2 separate regions of the Homo sapiens genome follow, and region 1 is linked to region 2. Evidence: read pairs that join two places in POLR2A ChIA-PET (ENCODE). Cell type or tissue: Caco-2. All regions are shown on one strand. Links, peaks and the distances in the headings refer to the core of each region. The heading gives the core; the rest is flanking DNA. Region 1 overlaps EGFR (epidermal growth factor receptor). Region 2 overlaps EGFR (epidermal growth factor receptor).

What was found. ChIA-PET counts read pairs that join two places held together with the same protein. Peaks named below come from ENCODE experiments on the same cell type or tissue, not always from the same donor. Only the 100,000 strongest peaks of a DNase experiment are listed, where the experiment ranks them.
Region 1: POLR2A ChIA-PET joins it to region 2 with 6 read pairs; 5 of 35 experiments call an interaction of 5 or more read pairs at or near these places.

Annotation. Positions count from the first base shown.
Region 1 is chr7:55,205,568-55,214,956 of GRCh38, forward strand. EGFR (epidermal growth factor receptor) reads left to right here. Exons shown (of 28, transcript NM_005228.5): 28 at 1-6,061. The coding sequence ends at 50. Among named protein-coding and RNA genes, the nearest start is that of EGFR-AS1, 21 kb to the left of the region's middle. RefSeq lists an enhancer at 8,667-9,167. In Caco-2, for the core only: no CTCF peak of the experiment used is centred there; a DNase peak (open chromatin) is centred at 4,037.
Region 2 is chr7:55,069,141-55,078,529 of GRCh38, forward strand. The region is part of intron 1 of EGFR (epidermal growth factor receptor); the gene reads left to right. Among named protein-coding and RNA genes, the nearest start is that of EGFR, 55 kb to the left of the region's middle. RefSeq lists enhancers at 4,537-5,736, 5,249-5,418. In Caco-2, for the core only: no CTCF peak of the experiment used is centred there; a DNase peak (open chromatin) is centred at 4,971; H3K4me3 peaks cover 260 bases.

The DNA.
Region 1 (9,389 bases), core at 472-8,471, 140 kb after region 2:
CAGAATACCTAAGGGTCGCGCCACAAAGCAGTGAATTTATTGGAGCATGACCACGGAGGATAGTATGAGCCCTAAAAATCCAGACTCTTTCGATACCCAGGACCAAGCCACAGCAGGTCCTCCATCCCAACAGCCATGCCCGCATTAGCTCTTAGACCCACAGACTGGTTTTGCAACGTTTACACCGACTAGCCAGGAAGTACTTCCACCTCGGGCACATTTTGGGAAGTTGCATTCCTTTGTCTTCAAACTGTGAAGCATTTACAGAAACGCATCCAGCAAGAATATTGTCCCTTTGAGCAGAAATTTATCTTTCAAAGAGGTATATTTGAAAAAAAAAAAAAGTATATGTGAGGATTTTTATTGATTGGGGATCTTGGAGTTTTTCATTGTCGCTATTGATTTTTACTTCAATGGGCTCTTCCAACAAGGAAGAAGCTTGCTGGTAGCACTTGCTACCCTGAGTTCATCCAGGCCCAACTGTGAGCAAGGAGCACAAGCCACAAGTCTTCCAGAGGATGCTTGATTCCAGTGGTTCTGCTTCAAGGCTTCCACTGCAAAACACTAAAGATCCAAGAAGGCCTTCATGGCCCCAGCAGGCCGGATCGGTACTGTATCAAGTCATGGCAGGTACAGTAGGATAAGCCACTCTGTCCCTTCCTGGGCAAAGAAGAAACGGAGGGGATGGAATTCTTCCTTAGACTTACTTTTGTAAAAATGTCCCCACGGTACTTACTCCCCACTGATGGACCAGTGGTTTCCAGTCATGAGCGTTAGACTGACTTGTTTGTCTTCCATTCCATTGTTTTGAAACTCAGTATGCTGCCCCTGTCTTGCTGTCATGAAATCAGCAAGAGAGGATGACACATCAAATAATAACTCGGATTCCAGCCCACATTGGATTCATCAGCATTTGGACCAATAGCCCACAGCTGAGAATGTGGAATACCTAAGGATAGCACCGCTTTTGTTCTCGCAAAAACGTATCTCCTAATTTGAGGCTCAGATGAAATGCATCAGGTCCTTTGGGGCATAGATCAGAAGACTACAAAAATGAAGCTGCTCTGAAATCTCCTTTAGCCATCACCCCAACCCCCCAAAATTAGTTTGTGTTACTTATGGAAGATAGTTTTCTCCTTTTACTTCACTTCAAAAGCTTTTTACTCAAAGAGTATATGTTCCCTCCAGGTCAGCTGCCCCCAAACCCCCTCCTTACGCTTTGTCACACAAAAAGTGTCTCTGCCTTGAGTCATCTATTCAAGCACTTACAGCTCTGGCCACAACAGGGCATTTTACAGGTGCGAATGACAGTAGCATTATGAGTAGTGTGGAATTCAGGTAGTAAATATGAAACTAGGGTTTGAAATTGATAATGCTTTCACAACATTTGCAGATGTTTTAGAAGGAAAAAAGTTCCTTCCTAAAATAATTTCTCTACAATTGGAAGATTGGAAGATTCAGCTAGTTAGGAGCCCACCTTTTTTCCTAATCTGTGTGTGCCCTGTAACCTGACTGGTTAACAGCAGTCCTTTGTAAACAGTGTTTTAAACTCTCCTAGTCAATATCCACCCCATCCAATTTATCAAGGAAGAAATGGTTCAGAAAATATTTTCAGCCTACAGTTATGTTCAGTCACACACACATACAAAATGTTCCTTTTGCTTTTAAAGTAATTTTTGACTCCCAGATCAGTCAGAGCCCCTACAGCATTGTTAAGAAAGTATTTGATTTTTGTCTCAATGAAAATAAAACTATATTCATTTCCACTCTATTATGCTCTCAAATACCCCTAAGCATCTATACTAGCCTGGTATGGGTATGAAAGATACAAAGATAAATAAAACATAGTCCCTGATTCTAAGAAATTCACAATTTAGCAAAGGAAATGGACTCATAGATGCTAACCTTAAAACAACGTGACAAATGCCAGACAGGACCCATCAGCCAGGCACTGTGAGAGCACAGAGCAGGGAGGTTGGGTCCTGCCTGAGGAGACCTGGAAGGGAGGCCTCACAGGAGGATGACCAGGTCTCAGTCAGCGGGGAGGTGGAAAGTGCAGGTGCATCAGGGGCACCCTGACCGAGGAAACAGCTGCCAGAGGCCTCCACTGCTAAAGTCCACATAAGGCTGAGGTCAGTCACCCTAAACAACCTGCTCCCTCTAAGCCAGGGGATGAGCTTGGAGCATCCCACAAGTTCCCTAAAAGTTGCAGCCCCCAGGGGGATTTTGAGCTATCATCTCTGCACATGCTTAGTGAGAAGACTACACAACATTTCTAAGAATCTGAGATTTTATATTGTCAGTTAACCACTTTCATTATTCATTCACCTCAGGACATGCAGAAATATTTCAGTCAGAACTGGGAAACAGAAGGACCTACATTCTGCTGTCACTTATGTGTCAAGAAGCAGATGATCGATGAGGCAGGTCAGTTGTAAGTGAGTCACATTGTAGCATTAAATTCTAGTATTTTTGTAGTTTGAAACAGTAACTTAATAAAAGAGCAAAAGCTATTCTAGCTTTCTTCTTCATATTTTAATTTTCCACCATAAAGTTTAGTTGCTAAATTCTATTAATTTTAAGATTGTGCTTCCCAAAATAGTTCTCACTTCATCTGTCCAGGGAGGCACAGTTCTGTCTGGTAGAAGCCGCAAAGCCCTTAGCCTCTTCACGGATCTGGCGACTGTGATGGGCAGGTCAGGAGAGGAGCTGCCCAAAGTCCCATGATTTTCACCTAACAGCCCTGATCAGTCAGTACTCAAAGCTTGGACTCCATCCCTGAAGGTCTTCCTGATTGATAGCCTGGCCTTAATACCCTACAGAAAGCCTGTCCATTGGCTGTTTCTTCCTCAGTCAGTTCCTGGAAGACCTTACCCCATGACCCCAGCTTCAGATGTGGTCTTTGGAAACAGAGGTCGAAGGAAAGTAAGGAGCTGAGAGCTCACATTCATAGGTGCCGCCAGCCTTCGTGCATCTTCTTGCATCATCTCTAAGGAGCTCCTCTAATTACACCATGCCCGTCACCCCATGAGGGATCAGAGAAGGGATGAGTCTTCTAAACTCTATATTCGCTGTGAGTCCAGGTTGTAAGGGGGAGCACTGTGGATGCATCCTATTGCACTCCAGCTGATGACACCAAAGCTTAGGTGTTTGCTGAAAGTTCTTGATGTTGTGACTTACCACCCCTGCCTCACAACTGCAGACATAAGGGGACTATGGATTGCTTAGCAGGAAAGGCACTGGTTCTCAAGGGCGGCTGCCCTTGGGAATCTTCTGGTCCCAACCAGAAAGACTGTGGCTTGATTTTCTCAGGTGCAGCCCAGCCGTAGGGCCTTTTCAGAGCACCCCCTGGTTATTGCAACATTCATCAAAGTTTCTAGAACCTCTGGCCTAAAGGAAGGGCCTGGTGGGATCTACTTGGCACTCGCTGGGGGGCCACCCCCCAGTGCCACTCTCACTAGGCCTCTGATTGCACTTGTGTAGGATGAAGCTGGTGGGTGATGGGAACTCAGCACCTCCCCTCAGGCAGAAAAGAATCATCTGTGGAGCTTCAAAAGAAGGGGCCTGGAGTCTCTGCAGACCAATTCAACCCAAATCTCGGGGGCTCTTTCATGATTCTAATGGGCAACCAGGGTTGAAACCCTTATTTCTAGGGTCTTCAGTTGTACAAGACTGTGGGTCTGTACCAGAGCCCCCGTCAGAGTAGAATAAAAGGCTGGGTAGGGTAGAGATTCCCATGTGCAGTGGAGAGAACAATCTGCAGTCACTGATAAGCCTGAGACTTGGCTCATTTCAAAAGCGTTCAATTCATCCTCACCAGCAGTTCAGCTGGAAAGGGGCAAATACCCCCACCTGAGCTTTGAAAACGCCCTGGGACCCTCTGCATTCTCTAAGTAAGTTATAGAAACCAGTCTCTTCCCTCCTTTGTGAGTGAGCTGCTATTCCACGTAGGCAACACCTGTTGAAATTGCCCTCAATGTCTACTCTGCATTTCTTTCTTGTGATAAGCACACACTTTTATTGCAACATAATGATCTGCTCACATTTCCTTGCCTGGGGGCTGTAAAACCTTACAGAACAGAAATCCTTGCCTCTTTCACCAGCCACACCTGCCATACCAGGGGTACAGCTTTGTACTATTGAAGACACAGACAGGATTTTTAAATGTAAATCTATTTTTGTAACTTTGTTGCGGGATATAGTTCTCTTTATGTAGCACTGAACTTTGTACAATATATTTTTAGAAACTCATTTTTCTACTAAAACAAACACAGTTTACTTTAGAGAGACTGCAATAGAATCAAAATTTGAAACTGAAATCTTTGTTTAAAAGGGTTAAGTTGAGGCAAGAGGAAAGCCCTTTCTCTCTCTTATAAAAAGGCACAACCTCATTGGGGAGCTAAGCTAGGTCATTGTCATGGTGAAGAAGAGAAGCATCGTTTTTATATTTAGGAAATTTTAAAAGATGATGGAAAGCACATTTAGCTTGGTCTGAGGCAGGTTCTGTTGGGGCAGTGTTAATGGAAAGGGCTCACTGTTGTTACTACTAGAAAAATCCAGTTGCATGCCATACTCTCATCATCTGCCAGTGTAACCCTGTACATGTAAGAAAAGCAATAACATAGCACTTTGTTGGTTTATATATATAATGTGACTTCAATGCAAATTTTATTTTTATATTTACAATTGATATGCATTTACCAGTATAAACTAGACATGTCTGGAGAGCCTAATAATGTTCAGCACACTTTGGTTAGTTCACCAACAGTCTTACCAAGCCTGGGCCCAGCCACCCTAGAGAAGTTATTCAGCCCTGGCTGCAGTGACATCACCTGAGGAGCTTTTAAAAGCTTGAAGCCCAGCTACACCTCAGACCGATTAAACGCAAATCTCTGGGGCTGAAACCCAAGCATTCGTAGTTTTTAAAGCTCCTGAGGTCATTCCAATGTGCGGCCAAAGTTGAGAACTACTGGCCTAGGGATTAGCCACAAGGACATGGACTTGGAGGCAAATTCTGCAGGTGTATGTGATTCTCAGGCCTAGAGAGCTAAGACACAAAGACCTCCACATCTGTCGCTGAGAGTCAAGAACCTGAACAGAGTTTCCATGAAGGTTCTCCAAGCACTAGAAGGGAGAGTGTCTAAACAATGGTTGAAAAGCAAAGGAAATATAAAACAGACACCTCTTTCCATTTCCTAAGGTTTCTCTCTTTATTAAGGGTGGACTAGTAATAAAATATAATATTCTTGCTGCTTATGCAGCTGACATTGTTGCCCTCCCTAAAGCAACCAAGTAGCCTTTATTTCCCACAGTGAAAGAAAACGCTGGCCTATCAGTTACATTACAAAAGGCAGATTTCAAGAGGATTGAGTAAGTAGTTGGATGGCTTTCATAAAAACAAGAATTCAAGAAGAGGATTCATGCTTTAAGAAACATTTGTTATACATTCCTCACAAATTATACCTGGGATAAAAACTATGTAGCAGGCAGTGTGTTTTCCTTCCATGTCTCTCTGCACTACCTGCAGTGTGTCCTCTGAGGCTGCAAGTCTGTCCTATCTGAATTCCCAGCAGAAGCACTAAGAAGCTCCACCCTATCACCTAGCAGATAAAACTATGGGGAAAACTTAAATCTGTGCATACATTTCTGGATGCATTTACTTATCTTTAAAAAAAAAGGAATCCTATGACCTGATTTGGCCACAAAAATAATCTTGCTGTACAATACAATCTCTTGGAAATTAAGAGATCCTATGGATTTGATGACTGGTATTAGAGGTGACAATGTAACCGATTAACAACAGACAGCAATAACTTCGTTTTAGAAACATTCAAGCAATAGCTTTATAGCTTCAACATATGGTACGTTTTAACCTTGAAAGTTTTGCAATGATGAAAGCAGTATTTGTACAAATGAAAAGCAGAATTCTCTTTTATATGGTTTATACTGTTGATCAGAAATGTTGATTGTGCATTGAGTATTAAAAAATTAGATGTATATTATTCATTGTTCTTTACTCCTGAGTACCTTATAATAATAATAATGTATTCTTTGTTAACAATGCCATGTTGGTACTAGTTATTAATCATATCTAACCAACTGTAGGTGTTCTTTCCTGATAACTTTTTTAAAAAATCAATAAATTATTTTTAGAGCAGTTTTAGGTTCACAGCAAAACTAAGCAGAAAGTTCAGAGAGCCCCCCCTGTCGCTAACCAGCCTCTCCCACCATCACCATCGCACCTCAGGAACCAGAGAACTTTTTAATGGAAAAAAAATCCAAGCCAGCTCGGAGGCTTCCTCCTGTGTCTGGGCCAGCCCCTCGGGCTCTCAGATGCATTCCAACTCAAGCTCTTCACATGCCAGAGCCTTCCAGTGCCCTTGAGACCCCTCATTCCAAAGATCTCTTCATAGTTTTTCTCCTTCACAGAGCCAAGAGGGAATTCCCTGATGGAACAGATTTTTCTATGGCAAGCCCAGGTTTTATTTCTTCAGAGTACCAAAATAATTAGAAGTTTGCCCTGATTCTGCTAAAAATCAGAGGAATTAAGTGGGTCCCAGCATGGGCAAGGGGCCTCCCATTCAGCTGCCCCACTCACCGCCAACCTCTCTTACATGTGGGTGGTCCCACCCTCCACCCAGAACTTTCATGGCAGGAGCTCTCACTGCCGTGTTTAATGTAATGAAGCCACTACCTGCACATCGGGAATAGCCACGGTGTGGCAGGGGAGGGTTCTAGGGAGTCCGAGCTCAGACTGCAGTCAGGCTTCCTTACCACAGGAGCATGTTCTGAGAAATGCATCATTAGGAGATGTCATCACCGTGCGAGCATCACAGAGTGTACTTCACACATCTAGATGGCACAGCCCAGCACAAGCCTAAGTGATACGGCGTAGTCTGTTGTTCCTAGGCTAATGATCTGTACAGCCTGGGACTGTACTGAATACTGCAGGCAACTGCAGTACAATGGTAAGGATCTGTGTATATAAACATAGCTAAATGTTAAAAAGACACAGTGAAAACGTGGTATTATAATCATATGGGACCATGTGAACATCGTTATGTGGCACATTATAGAAAACCCAGGTTCTGTGTCTAAACGCTTAAACAGATAAATGAGTACAGATAGTTTTCTCAGTTCTAGCTGTAAAAGTAGAGTTAGGGGATTTGAACTCAACACCTGAGAAAAAGCAAACCTGTTGATGAAGCAGATGATGCTACCAAAGAGGAGAGAACAGCTTCCCAAAACCCAGCATCAAGGGCCGAGCAGCCAGGAGGCTGGGTGGGGATGCACAGGGCGAGGAGGGCAGGCAGGGTGCCTCCTGCAGGCATCAGAGAGTGGACCAGCACCAGACGCAGCTCCTCTCTCCTGATGGGATGGCCCTGGGGCTCCTGGTGGCTCTGACTTCTGTAAAGCGTCTCCCTCCGGCGCCTTTCCCTCCACCAGCCGGTGGCTGCACAGTGCCCTGCCTTGTTTCTTTCACACAGAAGTGAGGGCAGGAAGCAGGCTGTGCCAGCTCACACCACCCCTAATGCTCGCAGCGCTGACTCTAATTGTTTCCAGGAAGATCGCAGCTTTGCTTTTGTGCTGTTCCTGGTGAATGCCATCCGTTGTCTATGCACAAACATGGGGCTGAGAGTAAACCACATTTCCTTGTGGAAGCAGGACTTCAGGATAGCCAGGTCCACGAACAATGAGAAAATCCGGAGCTTCCCAGCATTCTGCTCAAGGCCCAGCATCCCATATCGGAACCCGCCGCACCCACTGCTCTCTCAGCTCCTGAGCCTCCACACCCTGGCTGCCTGGGAACACCTCAGGCACATGCAGGTTTAATATAATCAAAGCCTTCAATTAGGGGGTTTAGTCCATATGGAGGAAGTCCAGATTCTGCAGATGAGACAAGCATGGGGAGCATTCTGAGGTGCTGGCTTTCTGAGCCTGAAATGTTCCCCCAAGTGGAGGCCACGGCCGGCCATCCCACTGAACAGCCTTCACCTCAGGGCAGACTCAGTGGCACCACTGATTTGTCACTGACCGTCACGATTCCAGCTGAAGCTGGGTGCAGATGGGGTTTCAGCTGGAAGAGGTTTTCCCTTTGGGCCAGTAATCCTATAAAAGTCATCATACCTGTCTGGGGAGATGGGCGATTTCCCTAGAATGGAGAGTCCAACGTGCAGGAGGGAGCTGCTCTTCCTGTCGGGCCTTGGGTGCACCCCTCATAGGGCTCAGGTCCCACTGCTCCAGAAAGGACCTTTAAACACTCAGGTCGAGAAGCAGCAAGATCACATTTGGTATTTGCCCTAGTCTTAAAAACAATAAACAAAGCATGATAGGGAGCCCATGGGCAGATGTCTGCAATTTATAAATGTGTGCCCTGAAGCACCCTCACCCTTCTGTGCTCATCACCTCTGAGCCCCGGGGACATGCACCCCGGGGAGGCCAGCCCTGCCCTCACTGCCTTCTGTGGCCTCTGCCTTCCATCTTTCTCTCTACATGGACGCAGGGCTAGGAAACCTAGAGACTGGGTTCTAAAAGAAATAGAAACCTCTTTTTTACCCTGCTCCTGAGAGTCAACCCTTCTGAGCTCAAGCAAAGGGCATTCCCGGTCCTCAGCTCCTTGCCCCCACATAGATCTGAAGTGAGCCTGTACCGCCCACCTCTCAGTTCTCAACTGTCGCTTAATCCTGCCCCACAATAGGCCACCCCTGGGCTACAACTTGAGCTTCTAGGTGTGCACACTGAAGGCTCTGAACAGGCTCACAGCCCGGGGACACTCGGCAAGGACTCCCCACATTCCCAGCACCTGAGCGAGGCCCAGAAAAGAGAGGGGCAGGCACCAGATTGGCAGCTTTGTATCCTTTCTGCCCACCCCCAGGGAAAGGGTGTAGCCCATATATGGGGAAGGGGGGCTGGGGAGGCCAGGGGCTCTGCAAGCCAGGGTCCACGTCACTTAGGACTGAAGGCGGCACTGCCCAGGCAAATGGCACCTGAAAACCCAACAGGAACCTGGAGGCCCAAAGCCTCCAGGCGCCTAAAAACCCATTCACTTTTCTAAACTGCATAGTCCCTTATTTGAACCAGTAATGTCCTTAAAACCTCCAGTGCAGCTCTATCTCGGAGGGAGTGGAGGTGGGACCTGGGAAAGCCATCCCTCTCTCACTCCAGATGGCTTGGGGCCACCCCTTACTGACTATTTTCATTCTAAAGAGGTTGCTTCTGTCACCCTTTCAGCTTCTCCAGACCCCTCTCCTTCCATCTTTCTCTCTTGTATAATCTAACCTTTCCTGAACCCAAGCAGAAATGCAGTGACAAACCCACAAGATATTCAAGTGCTGGCACGCTTCTCTCTGCACTTGCACTTTGCCTGGGCTGACTGGCTTCTCAAGGGC
Region 2 (9,389 bases), core at 24-8,023:
ACTAAATGCAAATAAACCTAGCAAATGCTCTATGGTTAATTTTTTTCTAAAATTCAGATAATTAAGACAATTCATTCTCCTGAAACTGCTGTTCATGTAAAAAGGAATTTTATCGAGGTGGCCCTTGAGTGCCAAACAGCCTGTCCTCAGCTGCAAAATGAGTCGTTGATGATCCTCCAGCAAGGGATACTTTTTAGCTCGTGTGGTGATTGCTGCACACGGGATATGTGCAGCAAGTATCTGCTGAGCTAATAATAAACAGCCTCAGACAGAAAGACAGTGGGCACAAGGTCATGCTTAAAAAGACCCCTTGTTCTACTGCATCCCAGCTCCCCACCATGGGGCCTCACAGGCCCTGGTGACCAAGCACATCAGACCTGGTTCTTGCTCAGTCCTGGGAGCCACAGAACCCAGCACGTACTTTACCCCCAAGACCAGACTCCAGCTTGGCTTTTGTCCTCCTCTCCAGGATTGGTGACCTCCTAGGTCGTGAAGCTGTGATGAGCAAAGACACACTCCTCTCCATTCTCCCAACTTCAGGTCCCTTTGACAGTGTCAGCAGGCATTTAAATAGCAGACCACCCACAGCAGGGCTGGTAGATGCAGTGAACTCAGGAAGATGCCTGCATAGACTCTAGTGTTAAAGACAGAATCCTTACAAGGAACCCCCATAGTTACCTAACTGCTGTCTCCAGTGGTCATAGAAGTGTGATAACCCACTAATCATCATTCTCTGTCTCTCTGTCTTTCTCATACACACTTACACACACATACACACAACCTTGTTGCTTAATTTTCAGAGAGTCTACTTTCAGAAAAGCCTTCAGGAATACATCATGTACAAAACTGAGAAATTACCTGAAGTATCTTTAAATTTAGTAAAAAGTTGCATTGTTTTTTGAACATCACACTTGAAAAGTACATGAATACAAACATACTTAGGAAAAAAAGCTTTAATTAATTTAAAAAGGAGAACAATGCTATATGCTGTATCCCACCTTTCTCTGAATGTTACATTTTCTCCCCTATCCCAGGCTGCATCTAAGAAAACTCAGAGGGAATATGCTATCTATCTTTTCCGAGCAATGAAAGCTCTGGGTTTTTTCCTTGCTTTTCAGGGCACAATACTTCTCTTTCTTCCTGGTTAGACAGGATAAGTTCTGAGTCCCCTGGTATCATCAGCTTACTTCTTCTCTGTTAAATATTCACAAAAAATCACTAACTTTCATGCCTCAGCAAACCTCCACTGCCTAAAATATAGTGAGGTCATTCATCTTCGGACAAATTGCCCCAACTACGGTGGGAAAAGAACCAATGTGTTGGACTATTTATCTAATTTTTGTTTAGTTCGGGGATACAAATAAATGCATAGATACATACAAACATGCGTACATAATAGCAGCAGCAGCCTGTGAAACATTGACAAGACCTGGAGTTGGAAGAGGACTTTGCCATCCTCCAGTCCAACAGTTGCCTGTCACAGATTAGACGACTGGGATGTGCGCAGGCGATTATTTGCAAACGGCCCTGAGTCCCCCAGTTTATGTCTTAATTCGCAGCCAGGGCTGATTGTAGAAGCAAATTTGCAAACATGTGCAAGAAGAAATCACACATCCTAGAGCTTGGATTTCCTCGTTTCTTGCTATTTCTATCCGTAGACAGAACCATTGCTGAGCTGTTAAATTTGTCTCCTTCCCCTATACCAGTCTTGAAAAAGGAAAGGAAGTGGAGCAAAGAAAAAGAAATTAATAAAGCCGGCAGATCCTAGGAGAATCTTATTTAATCCAAGCTTTGTAAAGTTTTGCTTTATTCCATGGCAACATGGGTATACACATCCCACCGGCTGTTTCAGTGGCTCAGAGCAGGTAAGGCCTGTGCCAAACGCCGCTAGCAGGAGGAACAACGTGGAGACAGCCCCAGAGGTGGAACGTTGGCCCTTCTGTGGCTCCGGTGTCTCAGGACCTCCCTAAAGCCCAGCCCTGACACTGAGCAAGTTTCCACCACTGTTAGGAAGAAGTAGAAAGGAATTTGGAGGGTTGGTGTTACTGTTCAAGAGCTGGAAGGCTTCTGCCCCCATTCCCATTCCATTAATTGCGTGAGGTAGAGAACTCATAGAAGATAGGAACACATATGCTGATTTCCAAAATTGCCTTTGTATATTTTCACGTGAAGACTTTAGGGGCAAAAGAAAAGAAGCAAGCATTTTGAATATGTGTTTCAATTTGCCTTCTGTTATATAAAATTGTATTTTGCCTATTCTTTTTTCATTATTCGGAACCTTCAAGAAATAAATTAAGTTCTCTCAAAAATGTGTTTTTTGAAAAGAGGACTAAAACAGATGGCCTGGCTGTGTTAAACACAGGGACCAGACCAGCACCCACCTCTCCACCTGCCCTGCCTTCACTGGCAGAATTGTGATCCATCATGTTCTCTGTTCAATGTCATCATCCCTTTCAGAGCATGGGTCTCTTCCTTTCTAGGCAGTCTTACCAGGATGCATGGGTGTGCCTGCGTAGGCACACGCACAGCTCCCAAGGACTCTAAAAAAAGATATTTTTCTGCTTATATACTAATAATATGTTAGAGATTTATGTTTCAAATTAGTACAGAATCACATGGTTCTCTCCAAATTATATTTGAGAGAGAAAGAATAGAACAAAATTTATTTTACAAAAATACTCAGTACATTTAGGGCATATACAAAGATGTTCCAGAATGTAGCTTATCTCTTTAAAGACAATTAACACAGTTTCTGGGCAAGGCAAGGCAAAATATTCAGTAACTTAGCAACACCAACAGAAGACAGCCAATATTGCAGCACATTTTTCTCTTGGATTGGGTCAGAGAGTACTGCAGAGAAAATGGAGTAGAGAGACCTGAAATACTTTCGCACACACTGTGGTCAGTGCAGCGTCCACTGTGTGCCACAGTAATACTAGAAACTCCCTGGTTAGGCCTTGGAATCCAGCTCTCATTTCGTATGTGACCTGCAGGGAAGTAAGTTAAATGCACACGTTTTATCAAGTTCAAATGCAAACTTAATTTTAAATGTATGCAACATCAGTTTAAGCGTTGTAGCTATTACTAGCAATTGTACCTATTACTAGTCTGTACTCTGCACAACTTTGGAGTATACTGCCTACTCAAGGTGGATTTTAGAGCTCTATTTGTGGCATTATATCACGGACAAAAGCACGTTCATCAGAGTCAGAGGAATGTGGTGCAAATCCCAGCTGTCCCACTTACCAGCTGTGGGACTTGAGTAAGCTCCTGAAGCAGCTGCACCTGCATTTTCTGGTGGGCACCATGGAGCTGTCAGCAGTGCTTTCCTCAGAGGGCTGCGGGCTGGATGAGGTTTGCTGGTGCATGTGAAGTGTCAATCATTGCTCTCATGAGTGGTGATGCTGATGCCGTTCCCTTTTTTAGGGAAGTGATTTTCCCTTACAAAGTTACCAACAGTTTCATGTTGGCCCATTTTTCTATTAATTGTTTCCACTAATAGGACCAACAGTGGTAGTCCCATCATTTTATTACTGCTTGTCGTAGCACAAGCAGTTGCTTCATTGTGTTTAGATAAATATTGACGGCTGCTTTTAACAGTCTGCTGTTTTGTCTCCTTTTGAGGTCCTTAAAGTAATCCTTAAAAAGATAGTGCAGATGGAAAGATGTCTGGAGTCAGTGAACCTGCCTTCTTTCCTGTGTGCTTGTCAGTTTCTAAAATGCCATACACAAAGGACTTTCATGATTTCTTTTTAGGTACATGATTACAGTTCAATTCACTTCACTGTCTGGAAAATTTCCTTATAATCAGGATGAAATTTCTCATGTTAGCCTTTCACATTTCACTACTTTTAGATAAGGAATTCTCAGGCTTTGCTATATCTGACTGCTCTTGGAGGCTGAGCTTTTGGCTAACTACCTGACTACTTTGTCGTTTCTCTTCCCTTGGAATGAAGCAAATATCTAACTTCTCACTCATTGTTTCTGCTATTTTACCATTTAGTCATCTGTGATTTTTCTAAATACTGAAAGACTTCCCTCAATTCAAACTATGTGCCGGATCAAGGAAAGGGCAGTTGGATATTGCAGACAGCATAGTGCAATTGTGAAGAGTGTCTGCTTACCAGCCACGCTGCCTTGCACAAGTTATCAAGCCTCTCAACCCACTTCCTCAATCTGTAAAATAGGTATGAGTGTAGGACCTTCCCAGGGGATTTTTTTGTGACTATAGAATGATTCTCAGAAGACTTTCAGGCAGTATGTGGGTGAGGCACATGCTGGAAAGGCTTCTGCAGGTGCAGTGATCAATGCTTTTCTCAGTGTGTACATCCCATAATACAGACACGTTACCAGAAACTCCCTAGCCAGGACTTTGATTGCAGCTCACATTTTGTATATGGCCCATAGGGAAATGAAGTGTGTATTTTTTATAAAGTTCAAGTGTTAACTTAATTTGGAATTTACTATCAAATCTCAGTTGTTATGGGCATTTATAGCTATTAATACTTCGTCCCATGTGTCCCATGAGGAAACCAAGGAACAGAAATTAAAGTTCTTTCTGGAGTCCCCTGAATCTCGTTCCTGTTCTTTTGCACCCTGTTAATTACATAGAGACATTCACAGCTCTTCTGACCTTATCAGCGTTAAGGAAAACAGAAAACCAGCGTGCTATTTGTTCTGTCCCTTAGTCAAGCCTTCTCAACATATATTTTTCTTCCAAGATTTTGCATGTGCACAGGGATGCCTATCCTCTACAAGAAACACATTTTAGGCAAATTATAATTAAAATGCTGTTTACATCTCTTCACCTTTAGAATTTAAAGAATGATCATTTCTTAGATTGCATCTCAGACACACCCTTCCCCTAGTCTGGAGAGGGCGAGGCCCATGGGTACTGCAAACAGCCTGACGTTGTCAGGGGCGGTCTCAACGGCTCATTCACCACATCTGCCTCGCGAAGGCTAAGCCATGTGCTGTTACCCCTGCTGCGCTCTGGCTCATTCTAAGGTACACGCTATTAACCTTGTGAGAAAACAAAGAGGCCAGCCCCACCCTTCCTGCTCACTCTGAGTCACGGTGAAAATGTTTCAGGATCTCGGGTTCGACCATGAGTCCTGTCCAGGTCCAGGAGGAAATTCGGAAGGACCACATGTTCACTCTGAGATCCCACTTTCATTTCCCTCCTGGTTGAGCAGCATTAATACTCTGGCTAGATTTAAATTCTGGCTTTCTCCAGTTAGAACTGAAAGTTATGACAATGTAATCAAAATAGAATGTGGGTTTACAGCTGGCCCCCTGGCCTGGTTTGTGAACATAAAACAGAAACAGAAAGTGTAAGTGGTGACATCATATTCTCTCATTCAATGTGAAAGGCCACCGAAGTCTTTCCAGAATTATTTTTGAGAATAATATGAATTTTTAAAAAATACCTAATTATTTTAAATATCGTCTTGCTTGCTCCCCAAATACCTACTGTTTTCAACTTGGATATACGACATGATTAAAGAATATCTAATATTTGGGAATGCATACTTTAACCTTATAAACTACCACTGTAAATAGACAGACTCATTAAAGTGAAAGGACATTTTAAATCAATTAGTAAGCAAATCAATTAGGTGGCAAAGACAAGATTATTTTTCCTTATGGTAGTTGAAGAATAATGCTTAACCTGTCATTCTAATTACCAAGCACGGTGTTCTCTTTGGAAGATCATTTCAACAAAACATTATTTTCATCCAGAATTTGAACCTTGAGATTGCATGGTATTTTAGAAATCTATTTTAGAAATCTTTGGCAAAGGTTACTATTAAAACAATCACATTCATGGAAAATCAGTATAAGAGCAACTAAAATAACTCACAATACCAGTAAAATCACTTTGTCATCTTCTTAAGACTTTTAAAGAGCATTTGTAAGTAACTGAATAGAAGGCCAAAGGGTGTGTAGGTAGCCCAGACCATCAGTGGGCAGCCAGGGCCAGGGCAGGGGCCACGGTTGCAGCCTGCATTCTTCTAAAGGGCAGAGCAAATTAAAGTTGAAGCAGGAGCTAAAAAAAAAAAAAAAAATGTTTCAAAGAATTCCACCAACCAGAGGATACTACCTAGGACAGTTTGGGCCTAACTTATCTGTGAAGGCCTCCAGCTTCCTCCACACCGGTGGCCACTTTTCATTCACTCTGAACCCTTCTTTGTATGGAGGTCATTTTATTAATTGAGCTGTGACCAACATGACAGAATTTCCTGTTTTAGGGCTTTTATAATATAGATAGTTTATATCTAATTTCAGAATATATTCACTGGGGAATGGACTTAGCAACCACTACCACAACAATGCAACAATGTGTTTTGGAACAAATTTACCAATCTGAATTTCCCCCTAGATTAGGTCACAGGAACATTGCAGCTGATGTACAGCTATGTTCCTCCTGAAACTTGGAGACACATCCTCTTGAGCTGGGTTATAATGGGCCACCCAAAGCTCGAGTTCCTGTAATGGATACACTCAGGCAGCAGAACCTACCACCGTAGTGAGGACAGCACCCAGAGCCCTCAGAGGCCATCACAAGTGCACCACAGCTGCCTTCTCTGGCACGCTCAGAGCTACACAGTGTACTCTGGGATTGGAACTCTTTATTTTTTTTTCAGTTGATTTGTAAATAAGATTGCACAAAAATCCATGCACATCAACTCTCCAAATCAGAATTTGCTGAGCTAAAAAGAGCATTAAATTAGATGGGCTGGCTTTCAAGGGGTGGGGGTGCAATAGTGGAACTCTGCACAACAGTTCTTTACAAAGAGACAAGCAAGCACATCGCGTGGAAATTTCCATTCAACTGGAAATGTCCAAGCCTGTTTACCTCAATTAATTGTCCTTGTTCACTTGTCCAGCCTAGCAATTGTCCATTAGTAATTTGTTATAAATGAGACATTTGGTATTAAAGCATCTCTTTGGGATACTGGTATGGTTTATTATAACATTCTGTTAGTAGTGTTGTACAAGCTTGAGATGTATTAATACGAAATCCAAGCTGCATGAGGGCTTTATTTTTCAAGCCTACACCTTGCTGAAATTCTGAATTAAAATATGATTCTCAGTACAAATGAATAAATCAACAGAAATGGTAACGCATGTCAAATATTCTTAAAACCCAAGAAAGCCTTGTAACTTCCTTCAATCTAATGGGAAATGCAGGCAAATACAAGACTGATGTCCTTGAGTTTTATTATCAAGACTCAAGGGCACCAGTAAAATCTAGTTTCATTGGTTGGAAAAAAAATCCTGATAAGCACTGTTAGGCATATTAACTTTAATGATTACAATTTTTAGGACACTCTGTGGCCTAGACTTAGAAACACAACTAATGTCCAGAAAAAGATTCCTCTTTTTATTCCATCATCTGATAGGCCTATTTTTACACATACACACCAACCAAAAGTAGCCAAGCAAACAAAACAACATACTCACACCCCTTCGCCTATTATCATCTAGGTGATTTTCAATGCTCATTGCAATGAAACCTACTTATTGTGCATGGCACCCACCCCCACTGAGGAATACTGTAGTTTCTTTCCCTTTGAACTTCATTAGTAGAGCACATGGTTCATTCACTCCTGAAGAGTTCTTCGTATGTCAGAATATATATACTACAACATAATTTCCATCAGAGCTCTGACCACCCGCTTATCTATTTTCATAATGCCTGCCACTCCATCATTAGCTGTTGTCATGTAGGCTATCAATAAATATATGACAAATAAAACAGTTAGGGAATGAGGGAAATTGACTAGCAGCCAAAGACCTAAGCCATCCTCTGCTTGGACATTAGAAAACTGAGTTCACTACAGTCATAAGATACACAAAGGCAGAATGTAAGCCATACAAAAATCCATGTCAATCCCAATATGTGAGTACAACTATTGAACACCATGTACTAATGGATGAGTTGGTAAATCATTCAATGTCTTCATGAGGTCAATTACAGATTATTATTTAGACCCCAAAGATTCCAAAGATGGTATTTCGGTCAGATCTTCATCCTTTGTAAGCCTAGCAGAAAATATGGCAGTTTTATTGACTACTATTCTTTGCTGGGTGTGGTATTTTTAAACTGAGACATCAGTGTGCCTAGCACAGGGCCTCAAGCACACAGAAAAATTCCTTGATAATAATTAAATAAAATTTCAGCAAAAAATATCATCTTAAGGCTGTGAAATTATCTTCCTGTGTGGCTAAAATAGTGAATAAAATTCAGCGCAATATAAATCATAGTACAATTTCATCACTAAATTTTCTGATCTTGATCTTGTCATTTTACATTGGAAGTAAAAATGTGTCCTCCTTTTTTTCTCTGACAGTGAAAAGTGTGTGTGTGTTGTGTGCCCTTTTGCACACCCTGCCTCACACTTGCTGGTCTAATTCCTTCCAGCATGATTATGATATAATTAAATGACAGAAATGTTTACTTCCAAGTGGAACTAAGCCAGGGTAACTCAGGGTAGGGCAGCTGCTTGCACCGAAAGACCAAGACTGCTAGAGAACTAGGAAACAGGCGGTGCAAGAACTCCAGGCTCTCATGGAAGAGCGGGAGGCTTCTATGGGGCTGCAGAAACTCTTTGGTGCTTGGGGAAAAAATGGGTTAAATGCTCTTAAAAAAGAAACCTGGGAGAGGTAGTTTCCAGATGCAGGCCCGTCTTTTCTTTTAAACAGAGGCAGCTCCGAAGAGCTGGACATTGAACCCTGAGCAGGAACTGGAGGCCGTCAGCGCAGCTTTGTTTGGCGAGCGGAGCTTTGCAAGGGTGTAATGCTGCACCAGGGAGACGCTATCTGCAGGGACCGGTGACGCCGTGGGTGTGGAGGGGGAGGCAGTGGCTGGCCCTCTTGGGGTAAGGTACGCCCAGGAACAGTTTAGAATAACGTGCGCGAGTCAAAGGGAAGAAGAAGCTCCTGCAGACCTTCTGGGCACTGTGCAGGGTTTGCTCCTGTCCACCGTGCCGTGTTCCTGTCCTGGGGTATTTGGGTGTGTGGCGTGTGGGGAGGGGAGAAGGAGCAAGGCGGCAGGGAGGGGATGAGGACCACCCTGTCCATGGGACAGGCCCTGGGCCCCGCACACACCCCAAGCCCCGCGTCCCGCGTCCTCACTGTCCTGGGACACCCCCCACCCCACCCCACCGCCACAGCCCAGAGCGGTGCCAGGAAGCCGCCTCGACGCAGCCGTATCTTGAGGCTCCAGCCCCATCCCCAGGGTACCACGCCACGTAGAGACACTATTTTTCACTTCGTGTTTGTCACTCCTAAAGCATGTGTGCTAGCTGCACCAACCCTGGGATGCCTCGGTGCATAGGGTTTATGTGCGTCCTCCTCCTTCCCTCTGAGCTGGTCCCCCGTGG